Linked DNA regions of Homo sapiens: region 1 is linked to region 2. The links are chromatin loops, found by intact Hi-C in ENCODE. Cell type or tissue: ovary. All regions are shown on one strand. Links, peaks and the distances in the headings refer to the core of each region. The heading gives the core; the rest is flanking DNA. Region 1 holds the start of MED15 (mediator complex subunit 15). Region 2 overlaps MED15 (mediator complex subunit 15).

What was found. Peaks named below come from ENCODE experiments on the same cell type or tissue, not always from the same donor. Only the 100,000 strongest peaks of a DNase experiment are listed, where the experiment ranks them.
Region 1: a loop joins it to region 2, with 2.2 times the contacts of the local background. A loop is called at or near these places in 43 of 110 quality-filtered maps.

Annotation. Positions count from the first base shown.
Region 1 is chr22:20,498,494-20,513,876 of GRCh38, reverse strand. It overlaps MED15 (mediator complex subunit 15), which reads right to left and starts at 6,267. Exons shown (of 18, transcript NM_001003891.3): 1 at 6,131-6,267. The coding sequence starts at 6,198. LOC101928824 (a long non-coding RNA gene) reads right to left here. Exons shown (of 4, transcript XR_007068011.1): 2 at 15,086-15,210; 3 at 14,511-14,636; 4 at 12,621-13,136. RefSeq lists enhancers at 6,175-6,284, 8,164-8,663. In ovary, for the core only: a CTCF peak has its summit at 4,546; DNase peaks (open chromatin) are centred at 4,286, 6,296 and 6,589; H3K4me3 peaks cover 2,383 bases; H3K27ac peaks cover 1,848 bases.
Region 2 is chr22:20,565,545-20,573,544 of GRCh38, reverse strand. It overlaps MED15 (mediator complex subunit 15), which reads right to left. Exons shown (of 18, transcript NM_001003891.3): 7 at 6,728-7,078; 8 at 4,914-5,024. Among named protein-coding and RNA genes, the nearest start is that of MED15, 62 kb to the right of the region's middle. RefSeq lists enhancers at 935-1,104, 1,988-2,157. In ovary, for the core only: a CTCF peak has its summit at 5,447 (motif pointing right); DNase peaks (open chromatin) are centred at 4,086 and 4,439; H3K27ac peaks cover 1,049 bases.

The sequences.
Region 1 (15,383 bases), core at 1-8,000, 60 kb after region 2:
AGAAAATGCCAACATGAAGCTACTAACAATTTCCCAACTACCTCCCCACAGGCTCCAATAAGGGTCATCAATTTCCCTAACCAGGCTTGGGGTATTGGGGTATCACCCTTATTCTCCAAGACTATAGATCTCCTACTCCTGCAAGGGCACAGGAGGTGGTGGCAGGGAGCTCACCACTGAGTCCCAAGACCTCTGCAAAGGCTTGTACAGAGGTCTCTTCATTTTTCCCTTCTACCACACCTGTAAAACAGATTGGCTTTCTACCATTTCATTGATGAGGGACACGATTAAGAAAGGCTAGGCCAGGTGCAGTGGCTCACGCCTGTAATCCCAACACTTTGGGAGGCCGAGGCAGGTGGGTCATGAGGTTGGGAGTTCAAGACCAGCCTGACCAAGATGGTGAAACCCCGTCTCTACTAAAAATACAAAAATTAGCCAGGAGTGGTGGCGGGTGCCTGTAATCCCAGCTACTCTGGAGGCTGAGGCAGAGAACTGCTTGAACCCGGGAGGCAGAGGTTGCAGTGAGCTGAGATCGCACCAATGCACTCCAGCCTGGGCCACAGGGCGAGACTCCGTCTCAAAAAAAAAAAAAAAGAAAGAAAAAGAAAGGCTAACAAGTGTAACAAGTGGAGAAAGCAGGGGCTCCAGAGCTTCACAATGTACACTGGTTCAGGTAAAGAATACCACTGCACTGGAGAATCACTTGAGTCCAGGAGTTTGAGGCTGCAGTGAGCTATGATCATACCAACTGCACTCCAGCCCAAGTGACAAAGCAAGACCCTGTCTCTTAAAAAAATAAAAAAATAAAGAATACCACTGTAATACAAGAGGTGACCCGGCCGGGCGTGGTGGCTCATGTCTGTAATCTCAGCACTTTGGGAGGCCGAGGCGGGTGGATCACGAGGTCAGGAGTTCGAGACCAGCCTGACCAACATGGTGAAACCCCGTCTCTACTAAAAATACAAAAATTAGCTGGGCCTGGTGGCGCATGCCTGTAACCCCAGCTATTCGGGAGGCTGAGGCAGGAGAATCGCTTGAACCCGGGAGGCAGAGGTTGAAGGAACCGAGATCACACCATTGCACTCCAGAGTGAGACTCTGTCTCAAAAAAAAAAAAAATTAGCTGGGCGTGGTGGCGGGCGCCTGTAGTCCCAGCTACTCAGGAGGCTGAGGCAGGAGAATGGCGTGAACCTGGGAGGCGGAGCTTGCAGTGAGCTGAGATTGTGACACTGCACTCCAGCCTGGGCAACAGAGCGAGACTCCACCTCAAAAAAAAAAAAAAAAAAAAAAGAGGTGACTCACACAGCCCCCAAGAAAATACTATTCCACTCCTCAACAAGTGTTTTGTATACCAGGTACCAAGCTTCATAGGTATGAGGTCCTATGGGAAACTAAAAAGGGCTGAGATAAAACATATCAGAGGCGGTGACCAACTTTAGATCAAGCAGGGAAGGATCCTCTGAGTATCTGATACTGAGCAGACACCTAAAAGAAGGAGCTAGTCATGAATACAGTGGTGGGGAGGAGTCTACTCATTTTTCAATACCTTAAACACTTGATAATAAATTGGTTAAAAAGAAAGAGCTCAGGGGCCAGGCATAGTAGCTCACATCTGTAATCCCAGTGCTTTGGAAGGCTAGTAGGGAGGATCATCTGAACCCAGGAGTTCAAGACCAGTCTGGGCAACATGGTGAAACCTCATCTCTACAAAAAATATAAAAATCAGTCAGGCGTGGTGGTGTGTGCCTGTAGTCCCAGCTACTCAGAAGGCTACAGTGGGAGGATCGTTTGACCCTGGGAGGTCAAGGCTGCAGTGAGCTATCATCGTACCACTGCACTCTAACCTGGGCCACAGAGCAAGATCTTGTCTCCAAAAAAAAAAAAAAAAAGCTTAGAATGTTCAAGAAGCTGAAAGACCAGAGAGGTCAGAACACGGTGGGGGTAGGAGAAGAGATGACTATACCAGGTCAGGGTGAGGGGCTGGGAGGGTGGGACATCTGGAGTTTTATTCTAATGCTAAGAAAAGTCACTGATTGTTCTGCAGCAGGGCAGTGGCTACACTTTAGGCCTCACCCTCACTTGTGCTGTTGGGGGAAGAAGGATGGGACTGGGAAGAGAGCAGGAGACCACAGCCCAGAATGGGCCCAGATGAGGTGGAGGCAGTGGAGGGCTAAGAGGCTGAACTGGAGAGTCCCTGCAATGGCTGTCTAGTCATAGCCAGCCTCAACTCAAAATCCCTTTTTCTCAGTGGGAGCCAGGAGACTAGACTATATACCAGCTCATGCTCTGGGGCATTGTTCCCTAGGCTCTTGGTAGAGACAGATAAGTAACCATCAAATGTTTTCTTCTCTGTCAAAACTCAGAATGCTTTTTTTTTTTCTTTTTTTGAGAAGGGTCTTGCTCTGTGGCCCAGGTTGGAGTGCAGTGGTGTGAACGTAGCTCACTGCAGCCTCGACCTCCCAGGCTCAAGCGATCCCCCCACCTCAGCCTCCAGAGTAGCTGGGACTACGAGTGCACGCCACCACACCCAGCTGATTGTTGTATTTGTTTATGTTACCTAGGCTGGTCTCAAACTCCTGGACTCAAGTAGTCCCAGATCTCAGCCTCCCAGGGTGCTGGGATTACAGGTGTGAGTCACGGTGCCACAAGCAAGACACTTTCTCTATCCCTTCATCAACTATAAATTACTTGGGTATAAAGCATTTCCCAAAATGGCCAAATTTAAACAACAGTGTAAAAACATGGGAGGAAGTTAAGAGTTAAAGGTATGTCTAGAATTCTAATGCAAATCTTTTTTTAACCCTATGAGCACAATAAATCAAGGCACCAAGAATCACGACTTTCAACGTGAACCCTAGAGAGAAAGTGAACCCTAGAGAGAAAACAGACAAATTTGAGAACTGAGAACACCCACATCACCTAGGGAAGGCAACCTCTGAAACTGCTCTTCCCGGCTGTGGTAGGAGAATGCCCATCTCGTGCCTAATCCCTAGAACTTGTGAATATGCTACATTACATGTCAAAAGGAATTCTGCAGATGTAATTAAAATTACAAACTTTAAAATAAAGAGATTATCCTGGCTTCTCTGTGTGCACTAAATCTAATCTGAGCCCTGAAAAGCAGGATATTTTCTCTAGCTGAAATCAGAGAGATGTGGCAGAAGAACTGGCCCTCGCTGGAGGGAGACACATAAAAAGCATGAGAAGGAATTCGGGCAGCTTCTGGGAACAAAGACTGACTCCTGGCTAACAGCCAGTAAGGAAAGAGGGCACCTCAGTCCTACAAGCTCAAGGAACTGAATATGGCCAACAGCATAAATGGGCTTGCAAGCAAGTTCCACCCCAAGGCATTCAGTAAGAAATGCACCCTGCCAACGTCTTGATTTCAGCCTTGATAGGCCTTGATAGCAGGAGACCTAGTGGAACCTACTTGGACCTCTGACCTACAGAAACTACCAAATGATAAATGTGTGTTTTTTGTTTGTTTGTTTTTGAGATGGAGTCTCGCTCTGTCACTAGGCGGGATAGCAGTGGTGCGATCTCGGCTCACTGCAACCTCCGCCTCCCGGGTTCAAGCAATTCTCCTGCCTCAGACTCTTGAGTAGCTGGGACTACAGGTGTGCGCCATCACACCCAGCTAATTTTTGGATTTTTAGTAGAGATAGGGTTTCACCGTGTTGGCCAGGATGGGTCTCAGTCTCTTGACCTCGTGATCCGCCTGCCTCAGTCTCCCAAAGTGCTGGGATTACAGGCGTGAGCCACCACACCTGGCTAAAGGTGTGTTGTTTTAAGATGCTAAACTTGTGGTAATTTGTTAGAGCGGCAACAGAAAAACACACAAACAGCAATATCGAAAAAAATAAAGAACTCAATTCTCCCGGAAGCAAAATAAAGCTGAGTTATGAAGTATCCAGTCACTCAACACCCATAAACTCTTCAATCACCCTCCCAGCCCTCTTAACACTTCCCCTACCCCCATTTTCTTTGATGACAACTCACCCTTCCAGTTCTTAATTCTGGGCTTTCCCAGAGAAGAACCCTTGCCCTGGGGACTTTTCTTGCAGGAACCCTGAAGTGGGATATCTCTCAAGTTTTCACCTACAGATAACTATATTTTATCAGTAAAACACTGTTCACTGATTGTGCAATATCCCCAGAAATATCCCAAGGCTATTCTTCCCAAAGCCCATAGCTACTAACTCTACAGTCCCTACTCTTTCCACTGTACTGAAAGGTTTCCCAGCATTCAGCCCGGCTTCCTTCCTTCCACAATGCTTCACCCCACACCCCACCCCCCTCCATCCAGTTAGTCATCAAGAATTGTCTACGTTCCCCCTCCTCTGGAATCTGTCTTCCTCTTTCAGTTTCTACCACTGTCTAATGCAGGCCTTTATAATCTCCCGCCCGACTAGGTCATGCCACAATCATTTTACGGAGCAATGTGGCAGGCAGTGAGCTAGCAGTGAGAATATAAGGATGAAAAAGGACAGGTTCCCTACTCCCTCCAAATGTTCAAACTCTCTTAATAGCTTAACTGGTCTCTCTTCTCTGCCCTGCATCCATCTCCAGGGACAGGGACTCTAGGCATATTCCCAACACTGGCATTTCACTACTCCAAAGAATGCCACATGCCAAACACAGGCTCAATTCCTTGGCACAACACCCCCACTAAAGTGCTAGTACCTGCTCACCCTCATTCCATCATCTCCTGGGCTCTCTTACTCCTCGAGCCCCAGAACTCTCAGCCTACAAGATCCTCCCTCCACGCAGTAAATGCTCATGTTTCCTAACTCCTCAGCTTGGAATGGTGGCTATTCACACTCCTACTTGTCTTTCTAGGACTCAATTTATTCGTCACCTACTCACTAGACTGCCCCTGGTCTGCTCAAGTTAACCGCCGCTTCGCAAGAAACCCCTGCAGTATACACATTACAGACTGACAAGACTGCGCTGTGACGGTTCCTTTACCATCCCTCAGGAAAGGGGCTGTGTCTCAGGCAAATCTGTGGCGAGCACAACACGCCAATAAGCTCAGTTAAAAACTGTCAGGCCTCTGAGCCCAGGCCAGGCCATCGCATCCCCTGTGACTTGCACGTATACATCCAGATGGCCTGAAGTAACTGAAGATCCACAAAAGAAGTAAAAACAGCCGTAACTGATGACATTCCACCATTGTGATTTGTTCCTGCCCCACCCTAACTGATCAATGTACTTTGTAATCTCCCCCACCCTTAAGAAGGTTCTTTGTAATTCTCCCCACCCTTGAGAATGTACTTTGTGAGATCCATCCCTGCCCACCAGAGAACAATTGACTAATTTTCCATTACCTTCCCAAATCCTATAAAACGACCCCACCCCTATCTCCCTTCGCTGACTCTCTTTTCGGACTCAGCCCACCTGCACCCAGGTGAAATAAACAGCTTTATTGCTCACACAAAGCCTGTTTGGTGGTCTCTTCACACGGACGCGCATGAAAAAAACTGCTAACAGAAACAAGCAGTCGGTGGTGAGGGGCTAGAGTTCCTCTGAGCGGGGCCACTGACCCCAGCTCTTCACGCTCTCCTCCAGAAACGACGATCGCTTCCTGACAGCGGCTTCCTGCCATCCTTCGGCAAAGTCCACATTCCTTCGGGGGGTCACCCTCAGATCCTCCGTCCCACCGCCCACACCCCAAACAACTACCTTCCCAATCTCATCTTACATCCACCCTCCTCCCATCACTTTCTTTCACCGTTGATGCGCTTTTCTGGAAGAGAAACCATGAAGCACCCAGCCCTGCTAAACCCACTACAGCCGGCTGCTTCTCTCCCTTTCCCTATTCAGTGTGGTTCAAAAAGCGGGGGAAAGTCTGCACCCAAAGCACACAAATGACGAATGAGAAAGCTCAAGACGATGATTCATAAGCCAGGGCTCGTTGGTTTGCAGAGCTCGGCCCCAGGAAAGCAAACGAGCAGTCCATGTCGGGAACGGAGGGGACAGACGGGGGGGCCCGAGCCCTGGGACCCACGCAAGTCCCCGGCGCCTTCTGTCTCCCGGCGCCGTAGGTTTCTCACGGGTCCGGCCCTGGCCTCGCCCGCCACGCTAAGGAGGAAGGTCCCACAATCCAGCCCCCTGCCCCGACCACTACTCACATTTGACTGACCAGCTTCTGCCGGAAGGCGGTGCTCCGCCAGTCGGTCTCTTGCCCGGAAACGTCCATGCCTGTTCCCCAGCTCCCGCCGCCCGTATCCCGCTTGGCCGCCACCGCCGCCGCCTCAGTCACAGAGCCAGGCCCAAACCCGGAAGCCGTCCGCAGTGCCTCGGCCGAGCCGGAAGTGAAGGAGGGCTTGTGGGAAATGGAGTCTCGCGCACAGGCTTGTGGGAAATGAAGTTCCCCGCCGGGGACGAAGCGGTCTCGGTTCCGCCCGGCTGGGAGACACACGCCCCTCTTCCAGTGCAGCTGTCGGACACGGCAGGTGCTCCCGCAGCAGACCTGCGCCTGACCGCCTGCATTTTCTGCAACTCTTCAGTGTGCTGGCCTTATCTAGTCCCTGAGATCCAGACCCCTCCGGGATGCCAGGCCAAGCTGCCAGCTATCTATAGTAATGCTAGGGAGAGAGTGTTTATTTATCAAATATGTGTGGGTACCTACTGTGTGCCAGTGCAACGTGATCTGGGATCTGCTTTCATGCAACTGCCTGCTAGCGCCGCATCCGAAGAGCGACCAGATGGACTCTCATCACCGCTTCACTCTTCGATTTTTTGAATCTCACATCTCACAATGGCTGTATTTGGGGGTTGGGAATGTGAGGCCCCTAAACCACGTTAATTAATTTTTAGACATGGGCTTTCCCTTTTGACCAGCAGCCACGTCCCCTTCATGGAGAACTCAGCCTAGCTAGTTGCTGGAGGCCAGATGTCAAACGAATTTGATAGGTGAAGGTGAGCGAGCTGAAGGTGGGATGAGGGGTTATGGGGGCCTGAGAATGCTTTTAGGAATGTAAAAGTTCTGCCTCCTTGGAACTATGGGGCCTTTATCTGCTACCCTGGGGAGGGAGGTGACGTGAGGAAAATCTGGAGCCCAAGTGGTCAATAAGCACCAGGTGGACACCAACCAACATGGGCCTCAGGAGACTGTGGACTGGCACCTACTGAAGCCTAAGTGCCAGGCCCCTGCTAGGCACTGTACACCCCTTACACCCCTTGTTACTGTGCCCCAGACAGGAGGTTGAAGGTGGTAGAGAGTGGGTGGGAGAGGAGTGAGCACTCTCCCCAAAGAGGCCTCTCTTGCCAACAGAGTTTCATGTCTTGTGTTGATGTGAGAGCTGTTCATGTTTTCAAACGTTTTCTGCTCTAATACTCCCAAAATCGTTATTGTTTTTTTTGAGGGGGGGGGGATAGAATTTAGCCCTTGTTGGCCAGGCTGGAGTGCAGTGGTGCCATCTCGGCTCACTGCAACCTCTGTCTCCCGGGTTCACGCAATTCTCCCACCTCAGCTTCCCCAGTAGCTGGGATTACAAGCGTACCCCACCATGCCTGGCTAATTTTTGTATTTTTAGTAGAGACAGGGTTTCACCACGTTGGCCAGGCTGGTCTCGAACTCCTGACCTCAGGTGATCCACCTACCTCGGCCTCCCAAAGTGCTGGGATTACAGGCATGAGCCACCGTGCCCGGTGGCAAAACTAATTTTTTTTTTTTGAGATGGAGTCTCGCCCTGTTGCCCAGACTGGAGTGCTGTGGTGACATCTCGGCTCACTGCAACCTCTGCCTCCCGGGTTCAAGTGATTCTCCTGCCTCAGCCTCCCAAGTAGCTGGGATTACAGGTGCCTGCTACGAAGCCCAGCTAATTTTTTGTATCCTTAGTAGAGACAGGGTTTCACCATCTTGGCCAGGCTGAAAACTAATTTTTAAAAACTCTATCTAGAGTGATCATCTTGACCGGGGTTGCCCAGGACATCCAAGGTTTTAGTGTTTTTTTCCTTGTTTTATTTTGTTGTTGTTGTTTGTTTGTTTGTTTTTTGAGATGGAGTCTTGCTCTGTTGCCCAGGCTGGAGTGCAGTGGCACAATCTTGGCTCACTGCAAGCTCCGCCTCCCGGGTTCACGCCATTCTCCTGCCTCAGCCTCCCAAGTAGCTGGGACTACAGGCGCCCGCCACCACGCCCAGCTAATTTTTTTGTATTTTTAGTAGAGACAGGGTTTCACCGTGTTAGCCAGGATGGTCTCGATCTCCTGACCTCATGATCCGCCTGCCTCGGCCTCCCAAATTGCTGGGATTACAGGCGTGAGCCACCGCGCCCGGCCCTTGGTTTTTTTTTTTTTTTTTTTTTTTTTTTTTTTGAGACAGAGTCTCACTCTGTCGCCCAAGCTGGAGTGCAGTGGCGCAATCTCAGCTCACTGCATCCTCCGCCTCTCAGGTTCAAGTGATTCTCCTGCCTCAGCCTCCTGAGTAGCTGGGACTACAAGCACCTGGCACCACATCTGGCTAATTTTTGTATTTTTGGTGGAGACAGGGTTTCACCATGTTGGCCAGGATGTTCTCAATCTCCTGACCTGGCGATCCACCCGCCTTGGCCTCCCAAAGTGTTGGGATTACAGGCGTGAGCCACCACGCCCAGCCTTGTTTTCTTTTTTTTTGAGACAGAGTCTCGCTAGGTCTGCCAGGCTTGAGTGCAGTGGCGTGATCGCTTACTGCAGTCCCCGCCATCCGGGGTTCAAGTGATTCTCGTGCCTCAGCCTCCCCAGTAGCTGGGACTACAGTGCGCCACCACGCCCGACTCATTTTTGTATTTTATTTTATTTTATTTTTAGTAAAGATGGGGTTTCACCATGTTGCCCAGGCTGGTCTTGAACTCCTGACAGGTGATCCGCCTGCCTCGGCCTCCCAAAGTGCTGGGATTACAGGTGTGAGCCACCGTGCCCAGCCCCAGGTTTAAGTTTTGAAAGTCCTGTGTTCTGGCTGGGCATGGTGGCTCACGCCTATAATCCCAGCACTTTGGGAAGCTGAGGCAGGTGGATCACCTGAGGTCAGGAGTTCGAGACCAGCTTGGCCAACATAGTGAAACCCCGTCTCTACTAAAAATACAAAAGTAGCCAGGCATGGTGGTGTGTGCCTGTAATCCCAGCTACTCAGGAGGCTGAGGCACGAGAATCACTTGAACCCAGGAGGTGGAGGTTGCAGTGAGCTGAGATTATGCCATTGCACTGCAGCCTGGGCAACAAGAGCGAAACTCTGTCTCAAACAAACAAACAAACAAACATGTTAATAGGATACTTAGGACAACCCTCCCCCTTCTGCACTATGGTTGATGGAGACACAGACACATAATTCACAGACACAGACAGAGAGAGGCCTGGAACTTTGCCAGGAGTTTATCATCACAGTAAAATTGAGTGACTATTCCCTTTGGTATTTTCCCCAGAGCTCTTTTTCTACTTGTCCCCGCATTGGGTTGGTGCCCAGGGCAGTGATCCCTGGTGACAGTCTGGATGGGTGACCTGGAAAGGTGGACCAAGGAAAGTAAGGGGCCACAGGAAGGTTGATCCTGAAGTGGACTTGCCCTCTCTTGACACTGTAGACCCTCCTGGGATCCCCAGTCTGGATGTTAGTGGTTTAGATGTCTGAGAATAAGTGATGGAGGAAGCCGAGGGTATGCAGAGGCCAGACCTGCATCCCACACTATGTTCTGGGGATCCTCATCTCGGGGGAGATCCTCACTGCTCATGTGGCCATGTCTCTAGCCTGCGGGTTCCTGCAGGCTACCATGCCAAGGCTGGTTCCACTCAATGGCCACATATTTCCTGGACACCATTCTGGGCTCTGCAGGAGGTAGGAGCTGGAAGCTTCCCAGGCAGATCAAGCTTCCCCCTAGAGAGCTCAGCACAAGCTCTGTGAGCCTGTGGCTGTCTCCATACAGCCTCACCTCCAATCTTCCTCCTTGCTTTGGCACTCAGTCCCTGGGAGGTGGTGACCTGCCCCACCTTCCATCCTAGCACCAGCCAGATGTAACTCCTCTGTGTGTTTGGCCTGGAGCCTGTAATCACTTATGTATGTGGAGGTAGGGAGGGAGTGGTTATTGTTTCTTTTTTTTTTTTTTTTGAGATGGAGTCTCACTCTGTTGCCCAGGCTGGAGTGCAGTGGTGCAATCTTGGCTCATTGCAACCTCCAGCTCCTGGGTTCAAGCAATTCTGCCTCAGCCTCCCAGGTAACTGGGATTACAGGCGCACGCCACCATACTTGGCTAATTTTTTGTATTTTTAGTAGAGATGGGGTTTCACCATGTTGGCTAGGCTGGTCTCGAACTCCTGACCTCAAATATCCACCTGCCTCAGTCTCCCAAAGTGCTGGATTACAGGCATGGGCCACCGCGCCAAGCCATGCAATTCATTTTTTTTTTGAGACAAAGTCTCACTCTGTTGCCTGGGCTGGAGTGCAGCAGCACGATCTTGGCTCATTGCAACCTCCGCCTCCCAGGTTGAAGCAATTCTCCTGCCTCAGACTCCCAAGTAGCTGGGATTACAGGCTTGTACCACCGTGCCCAATTTTTTTTTTTTTTTTTGAGATGGAGTCTCGCACTGTCTCCCAGGCTGGAGTGCAGTGGCACGATCTCGGCTCACTGCAACCTCCACCTCCCAGGTTCAAGCGATTCTCCTGCCCCAGCCTCCCAAGTAGCTGGGATTACAGGTAGGTCCCGCCACCACACCTGGCCTTACTTTTTATTTTTAGTAGAGACCAGGTTTCACCATATTGGCCAGGCTGGTCTTAAACTCCTGACCTCAGGTGATCCGCCCGCCTCGGCCTCCCAAACTGCTGGGACTACAGGGGTGAGCCCAGCCGCAATTCATTTTTATTGCACATTTTGCTCTTAGGTTGGATTGATAGTTTTATTATCTTTACCATTCAGTAGTGATAACATAAAACTTGTTTGACTAGTCCATCAATTTTCTTTTTTGAAACGGAGTCTTGCTTTGTTGCCCAGGCTGGAGTACAGTGGCGTGATCTCAGCTCACTGCAAGCTCCGCCTCCTGGGTTCACGCCATTCTCCTGCCTCAGCCTCCCAAGTAGCTGGGGACTACAGGCCCATGCTGCCACACCTGGCTAATTTTTTGTATTTTTAGTAGAGACAGGGTTTCACCGTGTTAGTCAGGATGGTCTTGATCTCCTGACCTCGTGATCCGCCCGCCTTGGCCTCCCAAAGTGCTGGGACTACAGGCCTGAGCCACTGCACCCGGCGTAGTCCATCAATTTTCAAACTAGCTTTATTTACTAAAGAATATTCCAGATCATGTAAACTAAAAAGCAGTTGGATTAGTTTCTATTTTTCTTAAATTTTTGGTAATATTTAGCTTGTATGAATGCTTATTTACCTCCCTCTAAGACCAATAATCCTTTTAAGACACCACAGACAAAAGAGACATCTTCAAAGGAGGGTACAATTTGAATATAACTCCTTTAAGGGATTTAAAAAATTTAGGCTGGGCGTGGTGACTCATGCCTGTAATCCCAGGACTTTGGGAGGCCGAGGTGGGTGGATCACTAGGTCAAGAGATAGAGGCCATGCTGGCCAACATGGTGAAACCTCGTCTCTACTAAAAATACAAAAATTAGCTGGGCATGGTGGCTCGCACCTGTAGTCCCAGCTACTCAGGAGACTGAGGCAGGAGAATTGTTTGAACCTGGGAGGCGGAGGTTGCAGTGAGCCGAGATCATGCCACTGCACTCCAGCCTGGTGACAGAGTGAGACTCCATCTCAAAAAAAAAAAAAAATTCAGTTAGTAATACTGAATATGGAGATAGAAAAAATATTATATATAATATTCAAACATACATACATAGATATACACAAATATAAACACATAAACGTAAAAACACAAAGATCTTATAGCTTTCATTCCAAAATGGTAGTCGTGAGTCAGTAAAACACAGTAATACAAACTCACTGGTTTCTCTCTCTCTCTATATATATATATATGTATGCATACATATATACACGTAAATACGTATATATACATACATATATATTTTTCGAGATGGAGTCTTCTTGCTCTGTCGCCAGGCTGGTGCAGTGGTGCAATCTTGGCTCACTGCAACCTCCGCCTCCCGGGTTCAAGCGATTCTCCTTCCTCAGCCTCCCAAGTAGCTGGGACTACAGGCGAATGCCACCACACCTGGCTAATTTTTTTTGTATCATTAGGAGAGACGGGGTTTCACCATATTGGCCAGGCTGGTCTTGAACTCCTGACCTTGTGATCTGCCCGCCTCGGCCTCCCAAAGTGCTGGGATTACAGGCGTGAGCCACCACACCTGGCCCCCAGAAAAAGACTTTTAAAAGAGTATTCATTTGCCCAGTTTCCAAACAGTTTCATTTTTTCTCTTTTTATCCTTAGGTGGTTGTTTTTGCAGGATTTTGAGTCCCTTTAGGGCAGGGAGCCCTAATGTTTAAGTGACTGAAGTGCTGAAGTGGAAAAAGTTCTGGCAGGTTGGATGGAGGGCCAGAGTGGCCTGAATGGGGACGTATCAAAGGAATCAAGGAAACTGGAGAAAATATCGAAGGTGGCAAAAGGAGGAAGGGGGAGCAGAAGCAAATGGAAAGGAGAAATCTCAGAGGGGCCTGTTTGGGGAGATTGCAAGTTTCCCAAAGAAGCCAATGAAGTTGTCCTTTATCCTTAGCAAAAATCATGGCAATACAGAAAAGAAGCAGGAGGCAGAGCCGATAGAGGGCAGGGACTCCGGAAGAGGGGCTTCAGGGAACCAAGAAGACCCCAGGGGAGAAGCAGGATCCAATAGACAGAATATCAACTTCTGATTACGCCATCTTCTTTTTTGTTTTTTAGAGACGGAGTCTCACTCTGTCGCCCAGGCTGGAGTGCAGTGGCGCAACCTTGGCTCACTGCAACCTCCGCCCTCTGAGTTCAAGCTATTCTCCTGCCTCAGCCTCCCGAGTAGCTGGGATTACAGGCACCTGCCACCGCGCCCGGCTAATTTTTTGTATTTTTAGTAGAGACGGGGTTTCTCCATGTTGGCCAGGCTGGTCTTCAACTCCTGACCTCGTGATCCACTCACCTTGGCCTCCCAAAGTGCTGGTATTACAGGCGTAATCCCAGCTGGGCACTGAGCCACTGTGCCCAGCCCCACTTATGCCATCTTCTGATCATAGAGCTGTAAAAAAAAAAAAAATCCTTTCAAATATCTCATTGTCAGTTTTCAGCCAGAACAGATAGTACATATTCCTGGCAGTACTGAACACTCTTCCCTACTACCACCCTGCCCACCCACCACTTTTCTTCTTGTAAACCAAAGGTACCTACCAAGCAACTCAGAACCAAGACCAATAAGCATTTTATGACTTAACCATGGACAAAAGAGACATCCTCAAGGCTGGGCACAATGGCTCATGCCTGTAATCTCAGCACTCTGGGAAGTCAAGGTGGGAGGACCACCTGAGGCCAGGAGTTCCTGATCAGTCTGGGTGAGACTCTGTCTCTTAAAAAAGAGAGAGAGAGAGAGAGAAAGACACACTCCAAAGAGGGTGCACAAAGATTCAGCACTCTCAAATCCAGACCCCTTGCAAAGACAGTCAAAAGAAAGAAGGCACCTTTGGGTTTTTTTTTTTTTTTTGAGACGGAGTCTCGCTCTGTCACCCAGGCTAGAGTACAGTGGCGCGATCTTGGCTCACTGCAACCTCTGCCTCCTAGATTCAACCCATTCTCCTGCCTCAGCCTCCCGAATAGCTAGGATTACAGGCATGCGCCACCACACCTGGCTAATTTTTTTGTATTTTTAGTAGAGACAGGGTTTCACCATGTTGGTCAGGCTGGTCTCTAACTCCTGACCTCGTGATTTGCCTGGCTCAGCCTCCTAAAGTGCTAGGATTATAGGCGTGAGCCACCGTGCCTAGCCAGAAGGCACCTTTGTTGACACAGGTGACTAAGGATGTCATCTTGTACAGAACACTGTCACGTCTCCAGTCATGGACTGGCTCATCTATCACACCAATGAATACTGAGACAACAAAAACCCCTTATAGACTTGGCCCACTTACAAACTCCTCTGTCATGGTCAGAAAAAGAGAAGGTTCAGAACCTTCTCTTTGGCCGGGCGTGGTCCCTCATGCCTGTAATCCTAGCACTTTGGGAGGCTGAGACAGGTGGACTGAGGCCAGGAGTTCCTGACCAGCTTGGGTGAGACCCTGTATCTTAAAAATAAAAGAGGCCAGCCACGGTGGCTCATGCCTGTAATCCCAGCACTTTGGGAGGCCGAGGTGGGCAGATCACCCGAGGTCAGGAGTTCGAGACCAGCCTGACTAACATGGTGAAACCCTGTCTCTACTAAAAATACAGAAATTAGCTGGCGTAGTGGCAGGTGCCTGTAATCCCAGCTACTCAGGAGGCTGAGCCGAGATCCCGCCATTGCACTCCAGCCTGGGTGACAGAGCAAGACTCCGTCTCAGAAAAGAATTAAAAAAAAAAAAAAAAAATCACCCTGCGCAACATGATGAATCCCCCTCTTTACTAAAAATACAAAAAAAATTACCTGGACGTGGTAGTGTGTGCCTGTAGTCCCAGCTACTCAGGAGGCTGAGGCAGAAGAATCAGTTGAGCCCAGGATGCAGCAGTTGCAGTGAGCCAAGATCATGCCACCATGCCACTGCACTCCAGCCTGGGCGAAAGAGCAAGACTATTAAAACAAAACAAAAAACAAACAAACAAACAAAAACCAAACTTTCTCTTTTTCTGACCGGGACAGAGGAGTTTGTAATAATGCAAGCTGTTACTTGCAACCCTAACGCAAGCTGTCCTAAAGCAAGCTGTCACTTGCACCCACTGGCTATTCAGAGATCAGGGAGAATATTCTCACTGGTCATAAAGCCAAGCTCTCAGGACACAAATAAAACAAACAGGAAAGAGGTAGCTGTGCCTGGGAGGAAAGGATCAATAACAAACAGTTACCCCTCAACCAAATTTAAGCAAGAGTCACAATCCAGACACAATGTTTTCTTCTGCTAATTTGAATTTGGAAAGGAAGGGACAAGAAGTTTTTACCTTCCACTCTCAGCTGAGTACTACAGGCAGTGATATGGGACAGTTAACCTTGGTAAGAATGCTTACCTTTTGCCAGTTGTCCCAAGTGGGGTGTCTTTGCCACCCCACTTGTTTGTTGGGTGCCAGAAAGAGTAGGGGGAAAAGGTAATATTTTTTCCTCACGCATCACAAGGTTCCTGGTTGACACCCCTCTAACAAAGGACAGATTAACAAGAGAAAAGCATATCAATTTATTTAATATAAATTTTATATGACACAGTAGCCTTCAGAAAAAAGCCCCAGTGTCTAGTGAGGGGTCCGTTCTCTGCTTTTTTTTTTTGAGACGGAGTCTTGCTCTGTCACCCAGGCTGGAGTGCAGTGGCGC
Region 2 (8,000 bases), core at 1-8,000:
GAGAGGAATCCAAAAAACCTCTCCCCCACCCCCAGGTCTGACTCTCCCTACTGCAGTCACTGTGCAGAAGGGTCCAGCAAAAAGAGAGAGGGTCCTCCAGGGTGGCCAAGGCTTCAGTACAGTAGCTGTGAATCAGCAATGCCACATACATGTCCACAATGGGAGTCTGTCTTGGATAATTCTTTGTGACTTGTAAATTAGAGTTTGGTTTTCACATACTAAAAGAATAGAACGTTAAATGACAAAGGTATAGGGACTGTTTGAAAATGAGATGCATGGCCAGGCACAGTGGCTTACGCCTGTAATTCCAGCACTTTGGGAGGCCAAAGCGGGCACATCTCTTAAGGCGAGGAGTTCAAGACCAGCCTGGCCAACATGACAAAACCCCGTCTCTACTAAAAATACAAAATTAGCCAGGCATGGTGGCACATGCCTGTAATCCCAGGTACTTGGGAGGCTGAGGCAGGAGAATCCCTTGAACCCAGGAGGTGGAGACTGCAGTGAGCTGAGACTGTACCATTGCACTCCAGCCTGGGTGACAGAGCAAGAGACTCTGTCTTTAAAAAAAAAAAAAAAAAGAAAATGAGATGCATTCTGTCCTGTTTCTTGCTTTTTTAAAGAGACAAGAGTTTTGCTCTGTCTCCCAGGCTAGAGTGTAATGCTGTCATCACAGCTCACTGCAGCCTCAAACCCCTGGGCTTGCACGATCCTCCCAACTCGGCCTCCCGAGTAGCAGGGACTGCAGACACGCACCACTCCGCCCAGCTAACTTTTTATTTTTATTTTTTTGTAGAGACAGGGTCTCGCTGTGTTGCCCAGGATAGTTTTGAACTCCTGGTCTCAAGTGATCCTCTCACCTTGGCTTCCCAAAACGTTGGGATTACAGGCATGAGCCACTGTGCCTGCATGTCTTGGTTTTATAGGGGAGAAAAAGAAGTCTGCTGTGTCCTGCTAAATCCCCTTGTGGGTGACATTGCCCTTCTCAGCTACATAAATAACACTGGAAAGAGAACCAGGTGTGCACAGCACAAGGCTGAGCAATTTTTCTAGAATACTCAGTCCCAGGCTACCCTTTACCACATCCAACACCACAGTACTGCAAGGGCCTGACAGGGCGCCTCTCTTCGGCTCTAAGATGGGCTTGAGAGACAGGGCATGGAGGGCTGCCTGCATGGGGGCCCCCAATCCCAGAATTTCATTCATGAACTCAAGAGGCCTGTTTCCGCAGCACGCGGCAGCTCATACATACAAAGCTGCAACACGTGGTCACCACGTCCTGATGTCCACTGTGTGAACAACACAAGGGGAGCTCCAATCTGCATCTCTGACCTCCTGGTTAGAGGGTGGCTGATCAGATCTGAAGGCCCTCAAAGTGAACCATTCACTCACCTCCATCAGCTCCAGGAACAATCTAAGACATCAAGATATGTGTCACTGGTAATAGCAAAAAATCGGAAATTATTACAAGGTCCAAGAACAAGATGGTAACTGAGGATGGCAAGAGACATTCACAGAGGGGTATGACAAGAGTTCCTTCGTGCCGACCAGGGCTTTCTAATTAAAGGAGAACATTTCATCCCCTATTGATGTGGAAGATGCTGCACAAAAAACCCCAGGATAGCATGACCTTGACTATGGGAAACAACCAGAAAGGACACCAGACCTTCTCTCTCATGGAATGGTTCTCTTACTTCTGTTCCTCTCCACTTTCTGGGTTCTACAGTTACCACACATACTTTTAAAGTTTTTAGATCAGAGTACCGTAGCCTCAGCTGGTCACTGTGCCAATTCAAGTTTCAAAAGAAGATCATGAATCCAGATGGCCCCTCAGAGGGCTTGCTGTGCCCAACCCTCCCCATCCCCCAGCAGGGGGCGCTGCTATTGGTGGAACAAGGCAGTGAGGGTGCCCAATTAGCCCCCAAGAAACTGCACTGCTTGCAACAAGGCAAGACCAAGCTCTGAGAGAAAACCAGCAGAATGCGGGTTACAGAATTTCAAGGTGCCACATCTGGACTGAGAAGCACCTCATAGATACGCCCTACCCACTGCTGGACTTTGAGAAACTACAAGGCTCCTCTGCCACTAGCACTTGGGAATCCCCTGCATGGCAGCACATGGTGCCACAGGGCAGGTGGGCAATGATCCTTAAAACATCAAACTCACTCAGCAACGAACCACAGTGGTAACCACTCTCCATCCTCCTTCCTGTGCCAGTCGGGCGGGGACCTCCACCTGAAACAAGGGGTGGAGAAACCGACAGGAAGACCAGTGGCCCAAGGACAGGCTCAGCATGGGCCATGAGCACACACAGCTGGCATCCTGCTTCTGGACGGTGATGGGATGCCAGTGAGACTGCAGAGTGGACACTTCCTTGAGCTAGAAGCCTAACGAACATACCAGCTGGGCCTGCACCAGCTGAAAACACTGGCTGCTCCATGGCTATTCACTTTCCAAATACCAAGAAATGGAAAGAAAAGGAAAGTTCGGCTGGGCACAGTGGCTCACGCCTGTAATCCCAACACTTAGGGAGGCTGAGGCAGGTGGATCACTTGAAGTCAGGAGCTTAAGACCAGCCTGGCCCATCTCTACTAAAAATACAAGAGGAAAAAAAAATTAGCTGGATATAGTGGCGCATGCCTGTAGTCCCAGCTACTTGGGAGCAAAGGCAGGACAATCACTTGAACCTGGGAGACAGAGGTTGCAGTGAGCCAAGATTGCACCACTGCACTCCAGCCACTCTAGCCTAGGTGAGAGAGCAAGACTCTGTCAAAAAAAAAAAAAAAAAAAAAAAAAAAAAAGAAAGAAAGAAAGAAAGAAAAGAAAAGAGAAAAAAGAGAAGAGAAGAGAAGTTCTAGGCTGGGTGCGATGGCTCATGCCTATAATCCCAGCACTTTGGGAGGCTGAGGCGGGTGAATCACTTGAGGTCAGGAGTTCGAACCAGCCTGGCCAACATGGTGAAACCCTATCTCTACTAAAAATACAAAAATTAGCCAGGTGTGGTGGTGTGCAACTGTAGTCCCAGCTACTTGGGAGGCTGAGGCACAAGAATCGCCTGAACCCAGGAGGCAGAAGTTGCAGTGAGCCGAGATCGCAAAACTGCAATCCAGCCTGGATGACAGAGTCAGACTCTGTCTCAAAAAAAAAAAAAAAAGACAGAAAGAAATAAAGAAAAGAGCAGTTCTCACTTTCCTGCTGGGCTTGACCTGCGGTACAGAAGTTTCCAGCCGGGCGCATTGGCTCATGCCTGTAATCTCAGCACTTTGGGAGGCCAAGGCCGGCAGATCACGAGGTCAAGAGATGGAGACCATCCTGGCCAACATGATGAAACCATGTCTCTACTAAAAATACAAAAATTAGCCAGGTGTGATGGCACGCGCCTGTAGTTCCAGCTACTCGGGAACCTGAGGCAGGAGAATCACTTGAACCCAGGAGGCAGAGGTTGCAGTGAGCCAAGATCGTGCCACTGTACTCCAGCCTGGCAACAGAGCAAGACTCCATCTCAAAAAATAAAAAAAGTTTCCAGGAAGTGAGGTCCTGAACAGAGGATCGATGGTCCAAAGAGGCAAAGGTAGCAGCTTCCACTGGGTGGGCAGTCACTATGTGCCACCACTAAGCTGACTCTGAACACACCACGTCCTTCCTCTGCATGAGACCAGGACAAGGGAGCCCCCCCACGAGGCCTGAGGACATGCCGAGACACACAGGGAGGTGGCAGAGACCTCCAACCTCATCACACGAAGTGGTCAGCCTCCCCCAGCTGTAAGTAAATGTGAGTTCTGTGGTGTGTTTCATACAGGGCTCCATCTAAGTAAGAATGTGACATGGGGACCCTGGCCCCAAGTCATTTGGTGCCCTGCCAAGGTAGGATGCTAACCTCAGCTGCAGCCAAATACCTCAGATTCCCTCCTCAGGCAGCTTCCCAGGGACTTAAAAGAGGTAGCAGGCACCATGAAGGACATTACTGAGCACCCCCCAAGCGTGAGATGAAGCCTGCCACGAGGCACTGTGCACCCAGGCGCTGCGCCCAGCAGGCCTGCAGAAAACCACAAGGCCAGGTACCCTTAAGACGACAGCAAAGTGCAGGCGCACTGCCAGCTGTGGGCTGGGACCCAGCCACAGTCTTACCACATCAACTAGCACATTCTGACTCTTTCTAAAGCCAACGCCCCTTCCGAGTCAGGACCAACAGTGTTTCCACCATCATGTGAAAAGAGGAAAAACTGAAGCCCCAGACTGTACGTCTCCCCACAAGAAGGAGAGGAGGGGTTATAGGAAAAGGTACAGAAACCCTGGGCCTCCAATCCCAGGACACTAGGAGGCCAGACAAGGCCATCTGCATTCCACTAACACGTGACACACAGAGACACACACACATTCCACACATGTGACACACCAGCAAGCTCAGCAATGTGGGAGTGGCACGCTTCTCACCACACAGCGCCGGAGTCCCTGAGTGCAGGCGAGCACCAGGATGCCTTCTCCCACGCTCCTGCTGCATGTGGCTCCCATCTGCTTCCGAGTGTCTAGAAAGCTGCCCTCCACCCTGGTCAGCTCTGTACTCAGACTCTCAAATGGAAGATGAGAGGTGAGGAGAAAACTGCAGCCTTCTACTCTCTGATACATGTTCCCAGAGTCACTCAGAGTGGCAAGGAAGAGGGATAATGAAGGATGCCCGAGCAAAGCTGGAAACGACACGCACTATGCGGCTGGTGGGTCCTAGACATGACCAAGCACAGCTGCCCACCCCAAGGACTCCAGGGGTGTCTTGCAGAGTGCAAGGGGGAGAGAAGCCCCTGCTTTACCAACTTAGCCCCCAGCCCCTAATCCAACCAGAACCCTCACTGTAGCACTACATGCGCAGGTGAACATGCACCTGCTGATGACTATGGAGCCCTCCACCCCCAGGCCCTCACCTGGACTCCGGGAGCCACCATCTGGGCAGCCTGAGCTGTCTGTACTGCTGTCTGCTGCTGCTGCACCTGGGGCTGCACTGGGGGCTGCTGCACCACCATCGGAGCTCGGACCTTGAGGGAGAAAGAGAGAATGTGATTTGGAACCACCTGGGTCAGAGAGCAGAGCCTAGTCTTCCTGTGGAAGCTTAGGAAATGGAGCCTTTCTTGAGGTGAGGAATGGGACTTTCATGACCTCATGTGCTGTGATGTCACCTTACTGGCCATCTAGGATCCCATTAGCTCAAATCCAATTCTGGCAAGTGGCAATGTGGCCCTCCCACTGGGATGTCTCCACACATCCCTCAGCACCAGCTATCACAAGCACTGACGACTTCCAATGCAGAGCTTACAGCCTAGCCTGCTCATCCTCTGGGCCAAGCATGCTGATGGTCCACAAGAGCTTCACTCAGCCTGATTCCTTGAAGGAAAGCTGGGTTAGCCGGCCAGCAGAGGGCAGGGCGTAGTAGCTCCTGTCTGTATTCTCAGCATTCTGGGAGGCCAAGGCCAGTGGATCGCTTAAGCCCAGGAGATCAAGACTAGCCTGGGCAACACGGCCAAACCCCATATCTACAAAATATACAAAAATTTGGCTAGGTGTGGGGATGCACACCTGCAGCCCCAGCTACTTGGGAGGCTGAGGTGGGAGAATCGCTTGAGCAGGGAGGTCTGATCACATCAGTGCACTCCAGCCTGGAAAACAGAGACCCTGTCTTCAAAAGAAAAAAGTGGGGGTGGGGGGCAAACTTGGGCAAAAGGGGCAACTGTGGAGCCACTGCATGGAGGGGCCTCCAGAAGGACGAGACAGGCCCGCGCCACCATGCAGGGGGCTCTTCCTTAGACATCTCCAAGTCACCAGGGCAAACCCTGCCAGGGCACATTCCAACATGCAGCGGGCTCTTCCTTAGACATCTCCAAGCCACTAGGGCAAACCCTGCCAGGGCACATTCCACCATGCAGCACACAAGGGTTTCAGTCTGCACAGTCCCCGGGGTCAGGCAGTGTGTCGACTCCCAGGTGACAGATGAGTGAGCATATCTGCTCCTCACAACTCTCCTAGACTTCCAGTCTGCCTATGAGGCCTCTTGTTCACCCCCACACTTGCCTCAGGCCCCATTCCACTCATGAATCACAAACAGAAAAGGCCACAAAAACCAAGGGAGCCAAAGAGTTGTCCAAATGGCCCCTTGATGCAGCTACCTTCATCCTGGTGATCATACTCTGTCCTCTGTGCCTGTCACTGAGTAGACTGGCTTTGTGCAGAGATACAAAATGAAACTAGGAATAACAGTATTTTATATTAATACTCCTCTCAAAAATATAGTAATGAACTTTGTTCTCCTGAGACTTGGCAGAGTGTAAAGGAAAAAAAAAGATATTTGCTTAGAACATTAACTCTGAGTAGTTGGCAAACCACCAGACACTGACGGAGCTGGCACATCCTTTCATGTGGTGCTCATCAGTCGAAGTGCTCACACCCTGAAAGGGCCCACAGAACTGCTGCAATCAGCCACACTGCTTGGAATGCGACTTGGTGCCCCAGTAGCAGCAGCAGTACCCTGTGCGGGGTGCAGAAGCAGCTCTCAGAACACAAAATGCAAAACACATGCTTCCCTGCTGAGCCATGCTAGAGTCGGCAGGGCTGGCAAGGGGTGGGGGCTGCCTGAAGTCTCAGCACTTGAAGAATAGGATATGCTATCTCTAGCCAAAGAGCCTAGAAACTACTGCTGACAGAGCCACGGGCTGCATGTGCTCCACTGTGGGCCACAGGTACTCACAAATTTCAGTGGTGGTTGGGTATACAACATTTGTCCAGGGAGAGCTTGCGCCTGTGACACCAAAGGCTGGGTCTGCGACTGTGGCGGGAGTTGTGATGGTTGGTTCTGAGCAACTGGAGGCTGCTGGGGCTGTGGTGGCGGCTGGTGGTGCTGTGTGTGATGCATCTGCTGCAGCTGCTGGGGCAGAGCCTGGGAGGGCGGAGGCTGTGGCTGCTGCATCGGTGGCTGCTGAATTGGTGGCTGGGCCTGCAAAGCCTGCTGCTGCTGCTGCTGCTGCTGCTGCTGCTGCTGTTGCTGTTGTTGGAGCTGCAGCTGTGCTATTCGCTGCAGCTGCTGTTGCTGCTGCTGTATCTAGAGACAGAACAAGCAGCACTCGGTTATCACTCATCTGCCTCTGTGGCACCAGCTCCTCCCTGTGACAGTCTGGGCCTCAGGAAGCCCAGGTGGCCATCTGCAGAGCCATCAAGAAAGCCTTCCTGGCTGGGTGCAGTGGCTCACGCCTGTAATCCCAGCACTTTGGGAGGCCGAGGCGGGCAGATCACCTGAGGTCAGGAGTTCGAGACCAGCCTGGACAACCTGGCGAAACCCCGTCTCTACTAATAATACAAAAATTAGCCAGGCATGGTGGCTCACACCTGTAATCCCAGCTACTTGGGAGGCTGAGGCAGGAGAATCACTTAAACTGGTGGGGCAGAGGTTGCAGTGAGCCGAGATCACACCACTGCACTCCAGCCTGGGCAACAGAGTAAGAGGCAAAAAAAAGTCTCAAAAAAAAAAAAAAAAAAAAGGCCTTCCTGGGCTGACAGGCTGACCTCTCACTCACACGGGGAGGGGCACATCTCCCACAGAAAGGCTCTGGGCCCCCCGAGGCCAACACCAGCTGCCTTCCTGACACCGGGGAGGCACCAAGTGTGTGCCTGGGCTCTGGTCTACCATTCCACTAGGATGGTTCAAAGGGCATACCTAGAAACTTCAGCAAAAGATGACAAGGAATAGGTACAGCTCCATGGAAGCTAGGATAAAAGCTGGGGCAACTGCAGATTTCTGAAGCCTCTGCAACGATGCTTGCTTTGCCCCTATAGGTCAGTGGCATGAGCCTCACGGTGACGGTCAAGGTCTGCTTGTCAGCAGGAGAAGGAAAAGTGTGGCTGCAGATGCACTGTCAGCTCTGGGAGAGGGGTGCCAAGATCCAGAGAAGCCCAGCTAGCTGAGGCCTGAAGGGGTGGGAGGGTGGTGGGGCCCTTTGGGGCTTTCCTCTCCCAACCAAGACCTG